Linked DNA regions of Homo sapiens: region 1 is linked to region 2. The links are chromatin contacts, found by Hi-C or POLR2A ChIA-PET in ENCODE. All regions are on one chromosome and are shown on one strand. The core of a region is the stretch at or near the end of the contact, and the rest is flanking DNA. Distances in the headings are between cores, read along the strand shown. Region 1 has its middle 26 kb from the start of KEAP1. Region 2 holds the start of ICAM1 (intercellular adhesion molecule 1).

Region 1 (6,531 bases), core at 733-3,232, 210 kb before region 2:
GATCTGCCCACCTCGGCCTCCCAAAGTGCTGGGATTACAGGCGTGAACCACCGTGCCTGGCCCTTAAGTTTCCTTTTTTTTTTTTTTTTTTTTTTTTGAGACGGAGTCTCGCTCTGTCGCCCAGGCTGGAGTGCAGTGGCGCGATCTCGGCTCACTGCAAGCTCCGCCTCCCGGGTTCACGCCATTCTCCTGCCTCAGCCTCCCAAGTAGCTGGGACTACAGGCGCCCGCCACTACGCCCGGCTAATTTTTTGTATTTTTAGTAGAGACGGGGTTTCACCATTTTAGCCGGGATGGTCTCGATCTCCTGACCTCGTGATCCGCCCGCCTCAGCCTCCCAAAGTGCTGGGATTACAGGTGTGAGTGAGCCACCGCACCTGACATTTTTTTTAAAATGTAAATCTGTGTGGAAGTGTCTCAAAAATTAATATTGCCTCAGTGAATGAAATAATCAGAGACTTGTTTTGTCTGCCTTAACTGAGTATATATAAAAGTTGTTTTAAAATTTTGTATTTGACCGGGCGCGGTGGCTCACACCTGTAATCCCAGCACTTTGGTAGGCCGAGGTGGGCGGATCACGAGGTCAGGAGATCGAGACCATCCTGGCTAACACGGTGAAACCCCGTCTCTACTAAAAATACAAAAAATTAGCCGGGCGTGGTGGCAGGCACCCATAGTCCCAGCTACTCGGGAGGCTGAGGCAGGAGAATGGCGTGAACCCGGGAGGCAAGAAAAAAAAATTGTTGTTGACTGGCAAATTCTTTTTATTTATTTATTCTTTTTGAGATGGAGTCTCACTCTGTTGCCCAGGCTGGAATGCAGTGGTGTGATCTCGGCTCACTGCAACCTCCACCTGCTGGGTTCAAGCGATTCTCCTACCTCAGCCTCCTGAGTATCTGGGATTACAGGCCCATACCGCCACTCCCGGCTAATTTTTGTATTTTTTAGTAGAGGCGGGTTTTCACCATGTTGGCCAGGCTGGTCTCGAACTCCTGATCTTATATGATAACCTCGGCCTCCCAAAGTTCTGGGATTATGGGCGTGAGCCACTGCGCCCGGCCCTAAATGATTTCTCATGTGGCATAGTGAGTTCCTTCATCAGCTAGTTTCGGTTTCTTCCCATCTTCATGGGGTGAGCTGAGTCTTTTGCCTTCCCGTCTGCTCAATTGGGGGCAAGGGAGCACAGGGGGGTCTTTGGGCCTTCTATCTATGGGTGCCACAGAAGCGTTTGCAGGGGTCGGCCTTAAACTGGAAAGGAGGAAGGGACTGATCTCAGAAAAAGGGGGGATGACAGATGCCTTCTGAGTGTGGGGAGGACAACGATAGGAAACACTCTGGAAACGGGGAACAGCACCAGGCCCCTTCTCGGGAAGAAGAAACAACGCTGGGGAGCCTTGAGGAAGGGGGGACGGCTCTGGCTCTGGGGTCTCCTCAGGAGGGGATAATGGCATGGGGGTCCCCGCCAGAAAGAGGGGATGATGTCCGGGTTTCCCGCGGGAAGAAAGGACAATGCGGTGCTGGCCATCAGGACAGGGTAGTGACAGCAGGGTCCCCTCAAGAAGGGCGGATGACGCCAGGATCCCCCTCAGGAAGTGAGGACGACTCTGGGGTCACTCAGAAAAAAAGGGATGACGCCAAGTGTCCCCTTCTGGAACGGGCGACTGGTGTCAGGATATTCTCAGGAAAAGAAGGACGACGCTGGGGTCTGCCGAAGAGACTAGGAACGACGCTGGGGCCACTCTCAAGACGTTGTGAGGCCTGGATCCCCTCAACCGCTTCGGGGTCCGGGGCTCCCGCTATCGCTCTAGCGCCTTTGGCTCCGCACGCCTCACTTCGCTCAGCTCTCGGCTTCCACCAGCGAGGCGACCGCGCCTCTCATTGGCTGCCTTTTCAAGTGATGACAATTACACCAGCCAATCGTAGTCGGGAAAAAAACTCCCGCTCGTTCTCGCCTCGCCTCCCCCCTCGTTCTGCGAGTGCGCTGGGTCCCTATTCTGCTGTAGCCCGCCCCCCCGCCCCTTAGCCCTACTCTAGGGGGCGCTCACGGGCTCCGACTCCCAGCCCTACCTCCTTCCCTGCCTATGCCTGTGACCCTTTTTATAATAATAGTACTTACTTAATAGGGCTGTTGTGAGCATTTACCTCGATGATTTACGTAAAACAAACAGTGCTTGTCACATAACAACCTCTCGGTAAACCTAAGCTATTGTTATTTGGATTTTACAATGGGGGAAACTGAGGCATGGTTTCCCCCCTTGGCCAGTAACCTGCCCAGACTAACCCAGCCATTAACTTGGCTGAGTTGGAGCCAAAATCCAGGAAAGCTGAATCTAGAATCTGTGTGCTTATCCACCACGTTTTTGTGCCTCCCAGATAATAAATACCAGATGTTTTTCATTTCCCCTGATTATAAAATAACTTTCTGATTATAAAAGTAATATAGACTGGGTGCAGTGACTCACGCCTGTAATCCCAACACTGAGGCAGGAGGATCGCTTGAGCCCAGGAGTTTGAGACCAGCTTGGGCGACATAGTGAGAACCCATCTTTACAAAAAGTTTTTTTAAGTAGCTGGGGGCAGGGGCAGGTGCCTGTCAGCTATTTGGGAGGCTGAGGCAGGAGGATTGCTTGAGCCTGAGAGGTCGAGACTGCAGTCAGCTGTGATTGCACCACTACACTCCAGTCTGGGTGACAAATGAGACCCTGTCCCAATCAATCGATCATCAATGAATGTAATATATGCTCATTGCAAAATGTTCAGAAAATGTCAAAGACTACACAAGACACAGATCTTTCTTTTTTAAAAAATTATTTTAGTATTTATTGATCATTCTTGGGTGTTTCTCGGAGAGGGGGATTTGGCAGGGTCATAGGACAATAGTGGAGAGAAGGTTAGCAGATAAACATATGAACAAAGGTCTCTGGTTTTCCTAGGCAGAGGACCCTGCGGCCTTCCGCAGTGTTTGAAGACACAGATCTTTCTTAATCCCACCACTGGAGACACTGTGAATATCTGGATGGGTAACTGCCTTTTCTCTGCATGTTACTTTTCAGTAGGATCATATAATACAGAATATTTTGAAACCTGCTGTTCTGACTGTGAATATCTCTGGCCATTTCAATAAACATAGATCCACCTGATTTTTTTTTTTTTTTTTTTTTTTTGGAGACGGAGTCTTGCTCTGTTGCCCAGGCTGGAGTGCAGTGGCACAATCTCGGCTCACTGCAACCTCGGCCTCCTGGGTTCAAGCAGTTCTCCTGCTTCAGCCTCCCGGGTAGCTGGGACTATAGGCGCATACTGCCACGCCCGTCTAATTTTTTGTATTTTAGTAGAGACAGGGTTTCACTGTGTTGCCCAGGCTGGTCTCGAACTCCTGAGCTCAGGCAATCCACGAGCCTCGGTCTCCAAAAGTGCTAGGATTACAGGCGTAAGTCACTGCGCCCAGCCCACTTGATCATTTTTAATGGTTGCATATTATTCCATCATATAGGTGAAAAGTAATTTAATAACTCCTTAATAGTGGTCACCTGGATTATTAATAATTCTTCACTATTCTGACCAAGGAGAATAGAGACATTTTTTACTTTAGATATTTGAGCATTTGCATCTTTGCATCTTTTTTTTTTTTTTTTTTTTAGACAGTCTCACTCTGTCACCCAGGCTGGAGGGCAACGGCACGATCTCGGCTCACTGCACCCTCCACCTCATGGGTTCAAGCGATTCTCCCACCTCAGCCTCTGGAGTAGCTGGGATTACAGGCACCCACCATCATGCCTGGCTAATTTTGTTATTTTTGTGGAGATGAGGTTGGTTTCACCATGTTGGCCAGGCTGGTCTTGAACTCCTGACCTCAGGTGATCCTCCCACCTTGGCCTCCCAAAGTACTGGGATTACACGCATGAGCCACCGTGCCTGGCCAAGCAGTTGCATCTTTAAAAAAATATTTTTTGGCCAGGCACGGTGGCTCATGCCTGTAATTCCAGCACTTTGGGAGGTCGAGGCGGGTGGATCATGAGGTCAGCAGCTCGAGACCAGCCTGGCCAAGATGGTGAAACCCTGTTTCTACTAAAAATACAAAAATTAGTCGGGCGTCATGGCGCATCCCTGTAGTCCCAGCTACCTGGGAGGCTGAGGCAGGGGAATTGCTTGAACCCGGAAGGCAGAGGTTGCGGTGAGCTGAGATCGTGCCATTGCACTCCAGCCTGGGCGACAAGAGCGAAACTCCGTCTAAAAAAAAAAAAAAATTTTTGGCCGGGCACTGTGGCTAACGCCTGTAATCCCAGCACTTTAGGAGGCCAAGGCGGGCGGATCACCTGGGGTCAGGAGTTCAAGACCAGCCAGGACAACATGGTGAAACCCCATCTCTACTAAAAATAAAAAAATTAGCCGGGCGTGGTGGTGGGTGCCTGCAGTCCCAGCTACTTGGGAGGCTGAGGCAGGAGAATCGCTTGAACCCGGGAGGCCGAGGTTGCAGTGAGCCAAGATCACACCATTGCACTCCAGCCTGGGCAACAAGAGTGAAACATTGTCTCAAAAAAAAAATTTTTTTTAGAAACATGTCTCAGGTCTAGGTGCGATGGTTGACACCTGTAATCCCAGCACTTTGGGGGGGCGAGGCAGGAGGATCGCTTGAGTCCAGGAGTTTGAGAACAGCCTGGGCAACATGGCGAGACTCCATCTCTACAAAAGAGCAAAAAAAAAAAAAAAAAAAAATTTAGCCTGGCATGGTGGCAGATGCTTCTAATACCAGCTACTTGGGAGGCTGAGTTGGGAGGATCACCTGAGCCTAAGGAGGTTGAGTCTGCAATTAGCCACTGCAGCCTGGAGCCTGGATAACAGAGTGAGATCTTGTCTCGAAAGAAAGAAAAGAAAGAAGGAAGGAAGGAAGGAAGGAAAGAAGGAAGGAAGGAAGGAGAGAAAGAAAGAAAGAAAGAAAAAGAAAGAAAGAAAGAAAGAAAGAAAGAAAGAAAGAAAGAAAGAAAGAAAGAAAGACAGACAGACATGTCTCACTATGTCACCCAGGCTGGTTTTGAATTCCTAGGCTTAAATGATCCTCCCACCTCAGCCTCCAAAAGTGCTGAGATTCCAGGCAAGAGCCACTGCGCCCAGCTGGTTATGTTTTTGATAAATATTGTCAGACCATTCCTGGAAAGCTGTATGTTCTAGCTTGCACGAACAGAAATGAGCTGTGAAAATGCTTTGCAAAAGAAAATAAAAAATAAATGTCTTATTTTGATTTGCATTGACTTTTTTTTGTTGTTGTTTGAGATGGAATTTCACTCTTGTTGCCCAGGCTGGAGTGCAGTGGCATGATCTCAGCTCACTGCAACCTCCACCTTCCAGGTTCAAGGGACTATCCTGCCTCAGCCTCCCGAGTAGCTGGGATTACAGGTGCCCGCCACCACGTCCAAAGTGCTGGGATTACAGGCGTGAGCCACCACACCTGGCCGGCACTGACACGTTTTTATGCTGTTAGAGAGGGAGAAATACTACCTACATCTCAAGATTTCGTGCACCTGAAATAACATAAAAGTATGGGGACAGCTATCACTGTTGAACAGGCACTGGGTGAAGCGAGGTCCTCGTCTTATTTCCTCGAATTTTCTCCATATTGTGCGATCTCATCCCAGCCCTCAGTTTCTTCAATTGCAAAATGGAACCAATGCTAGTCCATATCTCAAGAACAGCTGGAGAGTCAATGAGATAATCTTAAAAAGTTTAGCACAGGATAGAGCCCTCTAAAGTCTGGGAGAGGCGGAGCCATTTGCTCAAGACCAGTACCAGGAAGCCTGCAAGCCTTGATGTCAATTTCAGATAATGAACCGACTCCACTCCTTCCCCAGGTTCCCCTGGCCTCCTTCAGATTACGTGGCCTCCCTGCTGTGCCCCACTGCCCTTGTTCACCTTTGCTGGAAAAAAGGTGAATTCCCCACCCTGGAGAGCCAGCTGATGGTCATGTGTCATTGCCATTTTTTTTTTTTTTTTTTTTTTTGAGACAGAGTTTCACTCTTGTTGCCCAGGCTTGAGTGCAATGGCACAATCTCCACTCACTGCAACCTCTGCCTCCCGGGTTCAAGCGATTCTCCTGCCTCAGCTTCCTGAGTAGCTGGGACTACAGGTGTGTGCCACCATGCCTGGATAAGTTTTGGGGTTTTAGAGAGACGGGGTTTCTCCATGTTGGCCAGGTTGGTCTCGAACTCCTGACCTCAGGTGATCCACCGGCCTCGGCCTTCCAAAGTGCTGGGATTACAGGCGTGGGCCACCGCACCCGGCCATCACTGCCATTTTTGACCCATATTTTCAGTCTGTCCCAATACAGGAGGTGTTCCGAACATCACATCTGCCCTTTTTTTAAAAAAATTTTTTTTTTTTGAGACGGAGTCTTGCTGTCGCCCAGGCTGGAGTGCAGTGGCATGATCTCGGCTCACTGCAGGCTCCACCCCCCGGGGTTCACGCCACTCTCCTGCCTCAGCCTCCCGCGTAGCTGGGACTACAGGCGCCTGCCACCTTGCCTGGCTAATTTTTTGTATTT
Region 2 (6,125 bases), core at 2,067-4,566:
GGCTGAGGCACAAGAATCACTTGAACCTGGGAGGTGGAGGTTACAGTGAGCCAAGATTGTGCCACTGCACTCCAGCCTGAGCAACAGAACGAGACTCTGTCTCCAAAAAAAAAAAAAAAAAAATTATGAGCAAACAAGATAATTAATAACTGATGTTAATATGAGCTTTGACAAAAACAAAACAGGGTGATAGAATAGACAGTGCTTTGGTGACAGGGTAATGTTTCAGCAGAGATCTAAATGACGAGAAAGGGCTGGCTGTCCGGAGAAAAGGGAAATAAGTTCCAGGCAAGTACAGATGTCCCGGGGCAGGGTGGCTGGAGCTGAGTGAGCAAGGATGAAGAGGGGGAGATTAATTCAGGAAGATCCCGTGAGCACTGAAGGCCATGCTAAAGATGTGTTCTTTTATTTTTTTTTTTTTTGAGATGGAGTCTCGCTTTGTCACTCAGACTGGAGTGCAGTGGCGCAATCTCAGCTCACTGCAACCTTTGCCTCCCGGGTTCAAGTGATTCTCCTGCCTCAGCCTCCAGAGTATCTGGGATTACAGGCAAGCACCACCACGCCCAGCTAATTTTTGTATTTTTAATAGAGACGGGGTTTCGCCACGTCGGCCAGCCTGCTCTCAAACTCCTGGCCTCAAGTGATCCGCCCGCCTCAGCCTCCCAAAGTGCTGGGATTACAGGCGTGAACCACCACGCCCAGCCACATGTGTTCTTTATACTGAGGGCAATAGGGAGCCATGGAAGGACTTTAGCCATCACTTTTTTTTTTTTAAACGGGTCTCCCTCTGTTACCCAGGCTGGAATACAGTGGCACAATCATAGCTCACTGTAACCTTGAACTCCTGGGCTCAAGTGATCCTCCCATCTCAGCCTCCCAAGTAGCTGGGACTACAGGACACCACCATACCCGGCTAATATTTGAAAAACATTTTTTTTTTTTTGAGACGGAGTTTAGCTCTTGTTGCCCAGGCTGGAGTGCAATGGCACGATCTCAGTTCACCGCAACCTCCGCCTCCCAGGTTCAAGCGATTCTCCTGCCTCAGCCTCCCGAGTAGCTGGGATTACAGGCATGCGCCACCACGCCCGGGTAATTTTGTACTTTTAGTAGAGACGGGGTTTCTCCATGTTGGTCAGGCTGGTCTCAAACTCCTGACCTCAGGTAATCCGCCCGCCTCAGCCTCCCAAAGTGCTGGGATTATAGGTGTGAGCCACCGCGCCTGGCCCTGAAAAACATTTTTGTAGAGATGGGGTCTCACTATGTTGCTAAGGCTGGTCTCAAACTCCTGGCCTCAAGTGATCCTCCCGCCTAAGCCTCCCAAAATGCCAGGATTACAGGTGTGAGCCACTGTGTCCAACCAGATTTTAATGTGAAGTTGGTGCCCTCCTCCCTCCTAAGAAGTCAGGTGGAGACAGTCAGCCCTCCAGGAATCAGACTGGCTCCTCACTCCCTGAGACACGTAGTTTCCCCCTCTTTGGGCCTCAATTTCCCCATCTGTAAGGTGGGTGAGTATAGCCACCCCATCCCTTGCTAATACAAGTAACTCAGCACAGGATGGGTAGCAACTGGCTACCTTGCAGGTAAGAAAGAAGGGGCTTACGGGGTGGGCACTGTGGCTCACGCATGTAATCCCAGCACTTTGGGAGGCAGGGTGGGCAGATCATGAGGTCAGGAAATCGAGACCATCCTGGCTAACACAGTGATTAGCCGGGTGTGATGGCACATGCCTGTAGTCCCAGCTACTCAGGGAGGCTGAGGCAGGAGAATCGTTTGAACCTGGGAGGCAGAGGTTGCAGTGAGCCGAGATCACGCCACTGCACTCCAGCCTGGGCGACAGAGTGAGACTCCGTCTCAAAAAAAAAAAAAAAAAAAAAAGAAAAGAAAAGAAAGAAAGAAGGGGCTTATTTGGATCAGGTCCCTCAGATTCTGCTGCCTCCGAAGGTGGGAAAAAATGTCTGAGCCCAGCACTGCCTCACTCAAAGATTCCTGTCTCAGATTTGTTCTATCTTGGATGGGGGTGTGAGGACACTGGCTCCATACATTCTCCAAGGGAGATTCTGGGACCATTCCCATTTCATAGAGAGAAATGGTTACTCAGCTAGAAAGCAGTGCGATCTGGGTCTGAGTCCGGATCAGAACGCTTTGTTTTTTGAGACAGAATCTCGCTATGTCTCCCAGGCTGGAGTGCAGTGGCACAATCTTGGTTCACTGCAACCTCAGCCTCGTGGGCTTAAGGGATTTTCCTCCCTCAGCCTCCCGAGCAGCTGGGATCACAGGCGCCCACCACCATGCCAGCTAATTTTTGTATTTTTAGTAGAGACGGGATGTTGCCATGTTGGCCAGGCTGGTCTCAAACTCCTGACCTTAAGTGATTCGCCCGCCTGGGGCTCCTAAAGTGTTGGGATTACTGGCATGAACTACCGTGCTGGCCTGGATCTCAGGCTTTGTTGAGCTGTTAACCAAGCTGTCAATCTCCCACCCTCCTGGTTCCCCAAACTTACACCACCATGAAAGACCCTCTGACCCCTTCCCTCTTCCCTAGCTGGGCTGGAGCTGGGGGAGGGTGTGCTGGGGCGTCCCACTTCTCAGCTTTGGGCCACGGATAAGTCAGCTCTGGAATTCCCCCAAGTAGAAGCAGCCCTGGACTTCCCCAGGGGCAGAGAGGATGAGGAACAGAATATACATCTTGAGGGGGGTGGGGGTCCCTTAAGCCTTGTTGGGTTGGCACAGAGCCAAGTTCCCAAACCATCATGATCGAGTCCTGGGGCCAGGTGCTGCGCTGGGCCAAGATACCCTGCCAGGTGGCCGCTATAACGTTTCCCGTTTTACAGCTGAGAAACTGTAAGAGACGCAATCTAGCCAAGCAAGGCGGTGGTTCACACCTCTCATCCCAGCTACTCGGGAGGCTGAGGCAGGAGGTAAGGCTAGACCCCCGGAGTTCAAGACCGGCCTGGGCAACAAAACGAGGCCCGCCCCTCCCCTCCATCTCCAACCCCCTACCCTTTTTTAAAGCTGCAATCTATAGCCCAAGGCCACACGTGGAGGTATGCAGGGTCTGGATTCGAACCTACTGGCTGTTGCCTTTCAATCGCTGTCTCTAGCCCCTCCTTCCCATAAACAGCTACCTAAGCATGCATGACCTGACCCGGGAGCCGGTCCTCCCGGGGCTTCGGAGAACTGGCCCGACGGCAATCCCCACCCCGACTCACCTGGGAACAGAGCCCCGAGCAGGACCAGGAGTGCGGGCAGCGCGGGCCGGGGGCTGCTGGGAGCCATAGCGAGGCTGAGGTTGCAACTCTGAGTAGCAGAGGAGCTCAGCGTCGACTGGGGCGCGTGATCCTTTATAGCGCTAGCCACCTGGGGGCCAAGGGGCGGTGCTGCTTTCCCGGAAACCTCGCGCCTTCCCCTCCGGAACAAATGCTGCAGTTATTTCCGGACTGACAGGGTGCCCGGGCCGAGAGGGTCATCCTCCCTCGCTGGCCGCTTCAGCTCCGGAATTTCCAAGCTAAAGCAATCGGGCGGCGGTGGCAGGGCGATGACCCCGGGGGCTGCTCCCGGCCTCCACGCCTCCCGTTTCCCGGCCAGGCTAAGCTTGAATCACGGTCTACACCGCGCTAAGCGGTTTATTAAGTACTTTTAAATACTGCCAACTTCCCCGGAGAGTGGAGACTGTTATTGTGTCCATTTCACAAAGCGGTAAACTGAGACTCCAGGCTGCGAGGGGGTCCGAACTCAAGTCCTCCCTCTCCAGCTTACGCAGGCCTCTTTAATCGAGTGGATGAGCCCCCTGCCTGGGTGGGGGCCCAGGAATCCTCCCCGGGCTCCCTCCACTGAGGGATGCCCCTCCCCCTAGGTCACGTCCACACCTAGCTGACACGGGCATTTCTCGAGAAGCGGCCAGAGCAGAGCCAGGCACCTCCCGGCGACCGCTAACCGTGGGAGTGACGAAGCGCGGTCTCACCACGTCCGGGGAAATCGGCGTCCTCTCTCTACACCCGAGGGCACTCACCCCGGCGGCCTCCTCGCTTCCCCTTTCGGCCTTGGCCGCGGAGGCGTCTTTACAGCTCCCAGAAAAAGGAAGGAAGCTGCGTGATCCCTACGCGCCGAGCCCCTCCGCTGGCGTCCCAGGCTCCGCGGGGAAACTGAGGCAGCTAGCTTGGATCTTGACGAGGGAGGGGAGGGGGACGCTCGAAATCCCTGCCTGTCGCTGGGAAACTGAGGCAGCAGCCCCCAGGCGCAGAGGCGAGGCAGGGAGAAGGGGCGCTCGAACCCCTGCCCTACGCGCGAGGCTCCGGCAACTCGAACCCAGGCTCATGCACTAAATATGAGCGGGTGTTTGCTTGGCCACCGCCTGTGCGTGTGACCCCAAGACTCGACATCCACCACGTCGAGGCTGGGTACTCTTAAGTCTCCGAGCACCAAGCCGCGCCGCCTAAGGCTTTCCTGTTGTGGGGCGCGCGCGGCGTCGCCATGGAGATCTCCGAGGGGCCAGGGAGGTCGCGCAGCAGAAGGGGAAGCGAAGGGTCCCCGGACGCGCAGGCCCTTCCTATCGGGGAAGGGGGCTGCGAGTCACTGGCCATCCAGAGACGCATATTTCCCCCGCCTCGGTCATTCCCAAGGAATTTCCACGGGGATATTTTTTTCTTGGGGGGCTGAGGAGTTCTGAATTCCCGCCCCGGAACGGCCTGAGCAAAGTCACAGGGTGGGACGGGGGACGCCCCTGGTCCTCAGAAGGCCTGGGAAAATCCTGCGCCACGGGTTCTTCCTCGGGCGGGTTCCACTGAGCTCTTGCCCCGGCCCGAGGTGCGCGAGCTCCCCCGCGCGGCCCAAGTCCCACTTGCAGCCACAATGGTGCCGTTCTTTTCTCAACATGTGGCTCAATGTTTTTTAAGCGCCTACTGTGTGCTTGGCGTCCTTCCAGGTACTGGGGACACAGGAATGAACAGAGTCAGACAAAAATCCACCTGGGCGCGGCTCCCACCTGTAATCCCAGCATTTTGGGAGGCCGAGATGGGAGGATCACTTGAGCCCAGGAGTTCAAGACCAGCCTGGGCAACATAGGGAGACCCCCATCTCTATGCAAAATACAAAAATTAGCCGGGTGTGGTGGTGCACACCTGTAATTCCACCTACTTGGGAGGCTGATGCAGGAGAATCTCTTGAACCCGGCAGGCGGAGGTTGCAGTGAGCCAAGATAGAGGCACTGCACTCCAGCCTGGGTGAGAGTGAGACTCAAAAAAAAAAAAAAAAAAAAAAAAAAAGGAACAGCCAGGAGAACAGTGTGGCTGGAGCAGGCTTAGCAAAGGAGAGATTCGAGGAGAGGAGCGGGCAGGGAGATGACAGGGCAGATAGGTGCAAGTTCCTGTCACCTGAGGAGGACTTTGTTGTTTTGTTTGTTTGTTTCTGAACCCCAGTCTCGTTCTGTCACCCAGGCTGGAGCACAGTGGTGTGATCTCGGCTCACTGCAAACTCTGCCTCCCAGGTTCAAGCGATTCTCCCACCTCAGCCTACCGAGTAGCTGGTACTACAGGGGTGCGTCACCACGCCTAGCTAATTTTTGTATTTTTAGTAGAGATGGGGTTTCACCATGTTGGTCTCTAACTCCTGACCTCTAGTGATCCGCCCCCCTTGGCCTCCCAAAGTGCTGGGATAACAGATGTGAGCCACCGTGCCTGGCCAGGACTTTGGCTTTTATGCCCAGCGAGGTGGGAGGTATAGAGGGTTCTGAGCAGAGGAAGGACCTTGCCCTAACTCAAGTGTTCACAGGGGCCCAGTTGAGGCTTCAAGAGCTGCAGCCAGGAGATGGGAGAGGAGGTGACTGTTCTAGTCCAGATGAATGATAGTGGGGCCTGGACTGGGCAGTGTCCTTGGAGAAAGGGCTGAATTTGACATCCGTTTTGGAGGCTGGGCCAACTGGAGGTGCTGGGACAAGGGGGATGACTCCTTGATCAGGGTCCGAGCCTTTTGGAGGATGGCGGGTCACTTTCTGAGATGGGAGTGGGATGGCTATGGTAGGGGGCAGGCTGGCAGAGAGAGACGGCACCTCCCAGTCCTCCGTTCCCTTAAGCGTTTTTCAAGGAAAAGGGAAGCAGATATTTCCTAGACCTTTGTTTCTGTCTCCAGGA

The links. A loop is a pair of places that touch in the nucleus more often than their neighbours do. ChIA-PET counts read pairs that join two places held with the same protein, here RNA polymerase II (POLR2A). Pooled maps may share reads with other maps.
Region 1: a pooled map shows a loop between it and region 2 (4-fold over the local background). The contact joins the enhancer-like site here to the promoter of ICAM1 in region 2. A Hi-C loop is called at or near these places in 1 of 168 maps with a recorded cell type or tissue (naive thymus-derived CD4-positive, alpha-beta T cell), 1 of 37 single-sample maps with no recorded cell type and 7 of 50 pooled maps. POLR2A ChIA-PET finds 5 or more read pairs at or near these places in 1 of 52 experiments (HepG2).

What each region holds. Positions count from the first base shown.
Region 1 is chr19:10,474,527-10,481,057 of GRCh38, reverse strand. No RefSeq gene overlaps it. Among named protein-coding and RNA genes, the nearest start is that of KEAP1, 26 kb to the left of the region's middle. RefSeq lists an enhancer at 1,746-1,815. Within about 2 kb of position 1,982, at least 6 of the 41 ENCODE cell types and tissues checked have a DNase peak (open chromatin) inside an H3K27ac peak, as active enhancers do.
Region 2 is chr19:10,268,311-10,274,435 of GRCh38, reverse strand. It overlaps ICAM1 (intercellular adhesion molecule 1), which reads right to left and starts at 3,316. Exons shown (of 7, transcript NM_000201.3): 1 at 3,210-3,316. The coding sequence starts at 3,276. The region is part of intron 1 of LIMASI (lncRNA inflammatory and mucous response associated, antisense to ICAM1); the gene reads left to right. RefSeq lists enhancers at 2,515-2,754, 3,665-3,754 and a silencer at 6,109-6,125.